2 separate regions of the Homo sapiens genome follow, and region 1 is linked to region 2. A link is a loop called in an ENCODE intact Hi-C map of the cell type or tissue named here. Cell type or tissue: GM12878. All regions are shown on one strand. Links, peaks and the distances in the headings refer to the core of each region. The heading gives the core; the rest is flanking DNA.

Region 1 (5,374 bases), core at 205-5,204, 120 kb before region 2:
ACTTTTCTGTAAATCGAAAATGATTCCCCTCAAAAACGTAAAAACGAAGAATCCCCCCACCCCTCCATGGTCCCCCCCACTGCCTCCCACAGGGTGAGGAGCTGTTGGCTTCTGGACCTTGCCTTCATGTCCTCCGGCCTGAGAGCTAACTGCCAAGCTCGGATGTCAGATCTAAAGTAATAAACACATGATACCATTCTAATGAAAATGAGAGGCTTGGCTGAAATGAAAAGGCCAAAATCACCCGGGCTTTTGCAGGCCTCAGGCTGCTTTCCTGATGGCCTAGAGTCACTGGTGGTCACCAAGCCTCCTGTGGCCACTGAGCACTTAAAATGTAGCTGGTCCCAACTGAGATATTCTATAAGAGCCAAGGTTTTGTACAAAAAATAGAATGTAAACTATCTCAGTAAGTTCTTATATTGATTATTGGATTAAATAAAATGTATCATTAAAATCAATTAGGCTGGGTATGGTGGCTCATACCTGTAATCCCAGCACTTTGGGAGGCTGAGGATAGACTGCTTGAGCCTAGGAGTTAGAGACCAGCCTGGGCAATATGGCGAAACCCTGTCTCTACTAAAACACAAAAATTAGCCAGGCATGGTGGCACATGCCTGTAAACACAGCTCCTCCGGAGGCTGAGTCATGAGAATCGCTTGAACCTGGGAGGTGGAGGTTGCAGTGGGTGGAGATGGCGCCATTGCACTCCAGCCTGGGCAACAGAGCAAGACCTGATTTCAAAATAAATAAGTTAATTAATTAAATTTCACTTGTTTCTCTTTGCATTTCTTAATGTGGATGCTAGAATTTTTTTAATTGCATATTACGTTGCTATTGGACAGCGCCAGGCTAGAGGAAGGGAGGTCCTGTGAAGGCCAGAGGAGCATCCTGCCTAGAAGTCTGGAGAGCAGGGTAGGGCCCAGCTCAGGCCCAAAGGAAGAGAGGGGTCCAGGGAGCCAGATGGCCAGTGTCACAACCAGGCCTAAACCTGTGACGTCAGAGGCGAGCAATAGTAACAGAGAAGAACTGGGATTGACACAAGCCACTTCATGCAAATCTAACCTTTCCACCTGCCAAGCAGTCAGACTTTGTTTATGACAGCCAGACTGCCTAAATTAGAACAGGCCACAATCACAACAGCATATTGAAAAGGCCAGACCGTCCTGGGCCTGCCATCAGCATCCTGGGAAGGAAGCTGCCCCAGCAGGGTCACCCCACAGAGAGCACCAGGAACTTGTTCCCCTTTTATCTTCTGTCTGGGCAGCCACGTGACTTGGGGAGACATGGTCATTGGCACTTCAGAATCACCCTTCCCATTCAAAGTCCAAAGGGAGAAGGTGGCTTCCGTTTTACCACGTTTTCATGTGTACAGTCCCAGGGAAGGATTCCAATTGGCCCAGCTTGGTCACGTGTCCTTCCCTGGGCCAATCACTGTGTGACTGTGGCTGAGGCACAGGGTTACAGGATAATGTGATTGGCAGCCCCTCTAGAAGAAGCAGATGGAGTGAGGAAGGCGTGAGGAAAGAGCAATTCTCCAAAAGAGGGCAAGGGTACATGATCCAATCTGGGTCGTGATTTGTCAGAATAAGGGAGAGAAGCAGGACACAAAACAAATATTGGGAGATCTCCTCTACCCATCTACAATCCTAACTCCGACTACGGTGGCATCTTCCCCACGCATCAAGGTAAACAGAGGATCAGCACTTTCAGAGATCACTATACCAGAGCCAGAGATGAAACCCAGGAGGCTAAGTCCCAGGGGCTTTCCTCCATGTGCATGCACCCCTGGTGTCTCTTCCTTTTCTTATGAGGACAGCCATCTTATTGGATTTGGACCCACTCTCATGAATTCCTTTATTCTTTTTTTTTTTTTTTTTTTTGTGGTAAGGGGGTAGGGCGGGGATGGACAGAGTCTCATTCTGTTGCCCAGGCTGGAATGCAGTGGCACTATCTTGGCTCACTGCAACCTCTGCCACCTGGGTTCAACTGATTCTCCTGCCTCAGCCTCCTGAGTAGCTGGGACTATAGGCACGTGCCACCATGCTCAGCTAATTTTTGTATTTTTAGTAGAAATGGGGTTTAGCCTTGTTGGTCAGGCTGGTCTCGAACTCCTGACTTCAGGTGATCTGCTTACCTCAGCCTCCCAAAGTGCTGGGATAACAGGCGTGAGCTACCGTGCCCAGCCTATTCTTAATCATGGATACAATGTAGTCTATAACCAATGCAAAAATACACTCCCTGTGTCAGGCTGTTCTTGCATTGCTATAAAGAAATACCTGAGACTGGGCAATTTATAAAGAAAAGAAGTTTAATTGGCTCATGGTTCTCTAAGCTGTACAAGAAGCATAGTGCCAGCATTAGCTTCTGGTGAAGGCCTCAGGAAGTTTACAATTGTGACTGAAGTGAAGGGGGAGCAGGCATCTCACATGGCAAGAGTGGGAGCAAGAGACATGGAGGGAGGTGCCACACTCTTTTAAACAAGATCTCGAGAGAGTTCACTCACTGTCTCAAGAACGGCACCAAGAGGATGGTGCTAAACCATTCATGAGAAATCCACCCCATGATCCAAACACCTCCCACCAGGCCCCACCGCCAGCATTGGGGATCACATTTCAACATGAGGTTTTTTTTTTTTTTTAATGGAGTCTCGCTCTGTTGCCCAGGCTGGAGTGCAGTGGCACGATCTCAGCTCACTGCAACCTCTGCTTCCTGGGTTCAAGCGATTCTCCTGCCTCAGCCTCCCAAGTAGCTGGGATTACAGGCATGCACCACCATGCCCAGCTAATTTTTTTAATATTTTTAGTACAGACAGGGTTTCACCATGTTGGGCAGGCTGGTCTCGAACTCCTGGCTTCAGGTGATCCGCCTGCCTCAGCCTCCCAAAGTGCTGGGATTACAGGCTTGAGCCAACGCGCCCAGCCTCAACGTGAGATTTACAGCTATATCACTACCCCTCCTCTAGAGGGAGCTCCTGCCAAGTCACATGGCAGGGAGCGTCTGGGCCAAATTCTACACCAGGGAGTGAGGCAGGAGGGAAACAATTCTGGGGCCAAGGAGCTGCACACGTCCTGACCCCTGCCCAGAGCAAGGACTTAGTCTTCTGCCCCTGACATTTGTGTCCTGAGCTTCTGCCACATGATGGGCTCTGGGCAGGACACTGGGAACCCAGAAATAGAGGAGGTAGGTTTCCTGTTCTCAGGCGGTCTCTAACTGTGGAAGTAGAACGGGGAGTGGAGAAAGATGTCAGTGGGACTGGCACCCATCGGGGGGTCCCCGGCTCCACCCCTCCAGGGCTGCCCTGCCCCTGCGTGGCACATGCTTCCGGTACCCCAGGGCCACCTCCCCAGAGCCCACCGGTGATGTCAGCTGAGGCAGCAGAGAACAGCAACCTCCTGCCTCCATGCGCTGTGGGTCAAGACCCCCTCAAGGCAAATGCAGCCCAGAACGCAGGGGAGTCAACACCCCCAAGAGACCCTCGGCCAATGGGGAAGGGAGCCATCACATACTTCCCGTCCGCTGGGAGCCACTCCGCCCTTCTCAGGAAGTCCCTGTGGAATCAGCACCTGTGGACCACGGCAGTAACCTCAGTATGGCAGCCTTGAATGTCTTCTCCTCCTTCCCTGGCCCTCCTCACCGCCCCCGACCCATACCCTCACCCAAGCCTGCTTCCCAATTTAACTACCTGTGCTCAAGCACTTGTCTCAGGCTCTAATTTGGGAGGGATGGACCCCAGCTAAGAATCCAAGCACGTGCTGGCACCACAGCGATGCCTAAGATGAAATGGTACCTCATTCCTTCTTTTGATAAAACCAAGTGTAGGCCTGGCGCAGTGGCTCATGCCTGTAATCCTAGCACTTTGGGAGGCTGAGGCGGGCGGATCACTTGAGGTCAGGAGTTTGAGACTAGTCTGGCCAACATGGTGAAACCCCGTCTCTACTAAAAATACAAAAATTTGCTGGGCGTGGTGGTGCACGCCTGTAATCCCAGCTACTCAGGAAGCCAAGGTGAGAGAATCTTTTGAACCTGGGAGGCGGAGGTTGCAGTGAGCTGTGATTGCACCACTGGACTCCAGCCTGGGCAACAGAGTGAGACTCCATCTCAAAAAAAAACAAAAAACAAAAAAAAGTGTACGTGCAGGACTCTGGGGCCAGCCCTCCTTGATTCATCCCAGGCCCTCGGTCCCCACTAGCTCTAGTGGATCCCTGGCCAAGGCTACACCTGCCTGGCGCCCAGCACAACCTGACTGAAGCCGCTGGGGAAGGGCGGTGATGCCAAACACACAGAGAAAGTAATTTCCCATTTTCCACTAATTGCTTTCTGCAGCCTGGCCCGTCCCTCCCGCTGCTCCTCCTCCTCCTCCTCCCCTTTTCCTTTCTCCACCTCCCAAGGACAAGGACACAGAGATACAGCCCCCCAGGGCCCAGCTTGTCTCTCTCAAAACGAGTTTTTGAAATGTAATTCCGGAGGTGACAGTTGGACTGTGGCTGACACGGCCCCCAGGGGAGGGATGCTCTGTGCAGCTACCGGGAACCTTGGGACTCGGCCCGTCCTGAGAGGCTCCCAGGCTGGGAAATGAGCCCTCGCACCCTCCGCTCACTCTTTCATTCATTCACCTCTCACCTCATTCACTTCTTCACTCAGATTGTCCTTTCACAGCCTCCGTCAGTCACCGTGGCAGAGATGTGTGTCCAGCGACCAAAGCCACCCCTCCTCCACGTTTTCCAGCACCCGCCTCAGGGCCATGTGACTTGTCTGGCCAAAAGGCTGCAAGTGAAAATAACAGGAGAAGACTGGGTGCGGTAGCTCACGCCTGTAATCCCAGCACTTTGGGAGGCTGAGGTGGGCAGATCGCCTGAGGTCAGGAGTTCAAGACCAGCCTGGCCAACATGGAGAAACCCTGTCTCTACTAAAAACACACACAAAAAAAACCTAGTTGGGCATGGTGGTGCATGCCTGCCATCCGAGCTACTCAGGGGGCTGTGGCAGGATAATCGCTTGAACCGGGGAGGTGGAGGTTGCAGTGAGCGAGATTGCGCCACTGCACTCCAGCCTGGGTGACAGAGTGAGACTCTGTCTCAAAAAAAAAAAAAAAAGTAACAGGAGTCACTTTCACTTCCAGCTGAAACACAAGGAAGCCAGTGTGTGGTCTTCCCTTCTCTCATCCCTGCTGCAGTGACCCTGGGAGTCTCATTTCCAGGTGCTGCAGCCACAGGATGATGGAGCCCCCAAGGGTCTGGGTCTTTGGCCTTTATGCTGGACAAAACAGCCCCATCCCCTCTAAACCACACTGAACATATAATGTGAGAGACAGGCCTTCGTGGGGTGAAGGCTAAAGTCTGGCAGCGGATTTATTAAGCAGCATAGCCCATAGTCA
Region 2 (5,374 bases), core at 216-5,215:
TAGGTAATAGCAAAATGATTTCCAGGCCTATGCTGAATGGAATGGCCTGTTTATTGCAAACAGTGCTCAGTATTACAGTCATATATTGCTTAACGATGGGGATACATTCTGAGAAATGCGTCTTAGGAGAATTTGTCCTTGTGTGAACATCATAGAATGTATTTACATAAACCCAGATGGTATAGCCTACTCTACACCTAGCTCTGTGGTGTAGCCTATTGCTCCTGGGCTACAACTTGTACAGCATGTTACTGTAATGAATATTCTAGGCAACTGTAAAACAGTGGTAAATGTTTGTGTATCTAAACATAGACATAGAAAAGATATGTAAAAATATACTGTATTATAATCTTATGGGACCACCATCATATACATGGTCCATTGTTAACCCAAACGTTGTTAAGTGGCACACGACTGTACTGTTTTTTTGTTTGTTTGTTTGTTTTTCTGAGACAGAGTCTTGCTCTGTTGCCCAGGCTGGAGTGCAGTGGCACGATCTTGGCTCACTGCAACCTCTGCCTCCCGGGTTCAAGTGATTCTCCTGCGTCAGCCTTCCGAGTAGCTGGGATTACAGGCGCACTACCATGCCTGGCTAATTTTTTGTATTTCAGTAGAGACGGGGTTTCATCATGTTGTGCAGGCTGGTCTCAAACTCCTGAGCTCAGGCAGTCCACCCGCCTTGGCCTCCCAAAGTGTTGGGATTACAGGCGTGAGCCACCGCGCCCGACCCTGTACTGGTTTTTTATTAGTTTGAGATGGGGTCTTTTTTTTTTTTTTTTTTTTAAATGAGATGTAGTTTTGCTCTTGTTGCCCAGGCTGGAGTGGAATGGCGTGATCTCGGCTCACCGCAACCTCCGCCTCCCGGGTTCAAGCGATTCTCCTGCCTCAGTCTCCTGAGTAGCTAGGATTACAGGCATGCACCCTTATGTCCGGCTAATTTTGTATTTTTAGTAGAGATGGGGTTTCTTTATGTTGGTTAGGCTGGTTTCAAACTCCTGACCTCAGGTGATCCTCCTGCCTTGGTGTCCCAAAGTGCTGGGATTACAGGCATGAGCCACTGCATCTGAGACAGGGTCTTATTCTGTTGCCCAGGCTGGAGTGCATGGCTCTTGGCTCAGTGCGGCCTCAAACTCCTGGACTCAAGTGATGTTCCTCAGCCTCCCAAAGTGCTGGGATTACATGTGTGAGACACTGCACCCGGCCCATGACTGTACTTCAAATTTCATTATAATGTAAAATTGTTTAGATGATCTTCTGTTTTTAAACAAGGTTTGACATATATTTCTTCAGCAAGAGCATGTAATTCTTGTGTGAAAATGTAACAGTAATGGAGACAATTCTGTGATATTGTTTTGGCAACCTTTTACGTTTTTTGGGTTTTTTTTTTTTTTTGAGACAGGCTCTTTGTCACTCAGGCTTGAGTGCAGTGCTGCACACGATCACACCTTTCTGCAGCCTCAACCATCTGGGCTCAAGTGATCCTCCTGCCTCAGCCTCCCGAGTAGCTGGGATTACAGGCATGCACCACCACACCTGGCTAATTTTTATTTTTGTAGAGACAGGGTCTCACTGTGTTGCCCAGGCTGTTTCGAACTCCTGGCCTCAAACACTCCTCTCTCCTTGGCCTCCCAAAGTGTTGGGATTACAGGTGTGAGCCACTGTGCCTGGCCACTTTCTTAATTTATTCTTAAACTGAATTGCTTTATAGGACCTTTGACTGTTGATATGTAGACCCTAACCCTGACCTGGAGCTATCTACTTTGTCTTTTCTGTGCTCAGATACCCAGTATCTCCAAGATACCATGAACCATGTCCTAAGCTGTGTCAAGAAGGAGAAGGAACGTACAGCGGCCTTCCAAGCCCTGGGGCTACTTTCTGTGGCTGTGAGGTCTGAGTTTAAGGTCTATTTGCCTCGCGTGCTGGACATCATCCGAGCGGCCCTGCCCCCAAAGGACTTCGCCCATAAGTAAGCACCTCTGTTATGATTTCACCTTCCACTCCATTTGGTTGGAGAGGAAGGACGCTCTATTTCAGATCCACGGAGCTTACGCCCATTTTTTGCATCATTAAACTCCAGGGTATAGCAAATCATATGAAGAACAGCCCTTCCTTAGTTGAATTCTAAGCTTTTCCAAATGAAATAACATATATGAAATATTTGGGGAGGTTGAATACCCTGAGAACATGTGAGATGCCAATGCTATTTTCAGTGTTATTATTTACTGGGAATCTGCTAGTTTTGCTTTTTTCTCTGGCTTTTAAAAGTCTTATTTTGATATAAGACCTAAAGAGAGGAATCCTTGACTGGAACTGAAGGGACCTAAGGGTCATCTTTTTCCTCATCGCTGAAGTTGAATAAGTTATTCCACCTCTTTAAACCTCCTGGCGAATAAAATATGAGAAAACCCCTCAGCATCCTGCCAGATGGAGAGACTGGGGTGTCTTCGCTAAGGCGAGGGGGTCAGTGTTCATCATCCTTTGTCTCAGGTTGTCTTTATACTTCCCTGTTTATTAGCGAAGATTGCTGTGGTGAATTAATACGCCCCACTCATTCTTTTTTTTTTTTTTTTTTTTTTTTTGAGATGGAGTCTTACTTTGGTTGCCCAGGCCGGAGTGCAGTGGCACGGTCTTGGGTCACTGCAACCTCCTCCTCTCAGGTTCAAGCGATTCTCCTGCCTCAGCCTCCTGAGTAGCTGGGATTACAGGCATGTGCCACTATGCCAAGCTAATAATTGTATTTTTTTGTAGACACAGGTTTTCACCATTTTGGCCGGGCTGGTCTCGAACTCCTGGCCTCAAGTGATCCACCCACCTTAGCCTCCCAAGTAGCTGGGACTACAGGCGTGTGCCAGCACGCCCAGCTAATTTTTGTATTTTTAGTAGAGGCGGGGTTTCACCATGTTGGCCAGGCTGGTCTCGAACTCCTGACCTCAGGTGATCCACCCACCTCCGCCTCCCAGAGTGCTGGGATTACAGGCGTGAGTCGCTGCGCCTGGCCCCATTCTAAAGCCCAGCATTCTCATCATAGAAGAATTTCTTTCCATATGATGGCTGTGTACTGCCTTCTTGTCCCTGATGAACACATTGTTCAGCTCTCTTCCTACATAATTATCTTGGTGAGCACCACAATAACCCATATGGTATAGCTGTGTGAATTCAGAAAAAAGGCCCCTTCCTTAAGACACTTTACTGCCATCTGCTGGATTGTTGTAGAAATGTACAAATCTACAGTAATTGTGATGTGATGGGTCCCTTTGAACTGTGCTCTGGACAATTTGCATACCCATCTGTGGTAGCCCTGCCTGAGTAACCTGCTCTCCTTGCCCCAAGGTGATTTTGAGGTGGGACATTAAAGAATGTCATTATGTCTCAACTAGCCACTCTCCATTTCTCTACAGGAGGCAGAAGGCAATGCAGGTGGATGCCACAGTCTTCACTTGCATCAGCATGCTGGCTCGAGCAATGGGGCCAGGCATCCAGCAGGATATCAAGGAGCTGCTGGAGCCCATGCTGGCAGTGGGACTAAGGTGGGTGTCAGAAACCTGAGCTTGCCCTGTATCAGCGTGAGGCTTGGCCCCCAGTGTTGGGACTGTTAAAAGAATGAGGCATGGTTGTTTGCACATTCAACTGGATGGACAGGATAGCTTAGACTAAACACACAGGCTAGTACTGAATCCTAGTTTCATCACTAGCTTTCTATATGATCTTGACTAAGTTATTTAATTTCCCCGAGCCTCATTTTTTTTTTTTTTTTTTTTTGAGAAGGGGTCTCGCTCTGTCGCCCAGGCTGGAGTGCAGTGGCCCAGTCTTGGCTCACTGCAAGCTCCGCCTCCCGGGTTCACGCCATTCTCCTGCCTCAGCCTCCTGAGTAGCTGGGACTACAGGCGCCTGCCACCACGCCTGGCTAATTCTTTGTATTTTTAGTAGAGTTGGGGTTTCAGTGTGTTAGCCAGGATGGTCTCGATCTCCTGACCTTGTGATCCGCCCACCTCGGCTCCCAAAGTGCTGAGATTACAGGTGTGAGCCACCGCGCCTGGCCTCATTTTTTTTTTTTAATCTGAAAAGTGGGTGCAATAGTAATTCTTATTGCCTAGGGTTGCTGTGGGTTCATGGTATAGTCACTCTTAGCACCATGCCTGGCATATAGGAAGTACTCAATAAATATTTGCAAATATTGTGTATATTATTATTGAGCAAGTTGCTTAAGCTTCCTAAACTAAGTTCTCTTCATCTGTAAAATAAGGACAGTGTTCTTAATCTGCTTCCCAGAGTGTTTGTTGAGACTTGGTCTTCTGTAGTGGCTGAATTATAGTGAGCAAGTCTTCTGTGGCAAGAACCAGAAACTCATAGATTGTTTGGAGACCTGAGACTAAGCCAAGAGAGTTTACACTTTTATTCTTATTTTATAATATCCTTTCTACTCTGAAGAACAGAGGCCTGATCCCCTTGCTGGGAGAGAAAGCTGTTTCTTCCCAAGAACAGACTGAGTGTCATGTGCCCAGCCCTTATGTGACTTGTTTCCTTCCCCTCAGCCCTGCCCTCACTGCAGTGCTCTACGACCTGAGCCGTCAGATTCCACAGCTAAAGAAGGACATTCAAGATGGGCTACTGAAAATGCTGTCCCTGGTCCTTATGCACAAACCCCTTCGCCACCCAGGCATGCCCAAGGGCCTGGCCCATCAGCTGGCCTCTCCTGGCCTCACGACCCTCCCTGAGGCCAGCGATGTGGGCAGCATCACTCTTGCCCTCCGAACGCTTGGCAGCTTTGAATTTGAAGGTAAGAAATTACAACGGCTCTTGCCAAGATAGTGAGAGATGCTGGAAACTTTGGGAAAGGAATGAAGGTATCTAGGATTCCTGGATCTTGCTGGGGTGCTAAAGACAGGGTAGCTGATTCTGTAGCAGCTCATCCTTCCTAGACTCTTTCCACGTATTGGTAATTCCTACTTTTGTTTCTTTGTCCCATACTGAGTTTGGGGGCAAATGGTTTGAGGGAAAGTATACGTTGATCCAAGGAAATAATGCTTCAGAGACAGATCCCCCTCACATCCTCACTTTTCCACTTCTTTGTAGCTGAGATGGTATGTAATGCTTTAAAATGTATAAGTAGGGGCTTTTGGGTGTTTCCATGTCTATGGCAGTATGATTTCTTTTTTCTTTCTTTTTTTTTTTTTTTTGAGACAAAGTCTCTCTGTTGCCCAGGCTGATGTGCAGTGGCACAATCTCAGCTCACTGCAACCTCTGCCTCCTGGGTTCAAGCGATTCTCCTGCCACAGCCTCCCGAGTAGCTGGGACTATAGGCGCGTGTCACCACACCCGGCTAATTTTTGTATTTTTGGTAGAGATGGGGTTTCACCATGTTGGCCAGGTTGGT

What was found. Peaks named below come from ENCODE experiments on the same cell type or tissue, not always from the same donor. Only the 100,000 strongest peaks of a DNase experiment are listed, where the experiment ranks them.
Region 1: it touches region 2 in a loop (15-fold over the local background); 6 of 110 quality-filtered maps call a loop at or near these places.

What each region holds. Positions count from the first base shown.
Region 1 is chr1:11,361,972-11,367,345 of GRCh38, reverse strand. It overlaps LOC105376739 (a long non-coding RNA gene), which reads right to left. Exons shown (of 4, transcript XR_946958.3): 2 at 4,621-4,764; 3 at 3,507-3,563; 4 at 2,291-3,210. Among named protein-coding and RNA genes, the nearest start is that of UBIAD1, 91 kb to the right of the region's middle. In GM12878, for the core only: a CTCF peak has its summit at 2,972 (motif pointing right); no DNase peak of the experiment used is centred there.
Region 2 is chr1:11,239,706-11,245,079 of GRCh38, reverse strand. It overlaps MTOR (mechanistic target of rapamycin kinase), which reads left to right. Exons shown (of 58, transcript NM_004958.4): 9 at 1,780-1,966; 10 at 3,399-3,527; 11 at 4,533-4,777. Among named protein-coding and RNA genes, the nearest start is that of MTOR, 20 kb to the left of the region's middle. RefSeq lists an enhancer at 2,973-3,532. In GM12878, for the core only: a CTCF peak has its summit at 3,211 (motif pointing left); no DNase peak of the experiment used is centred there.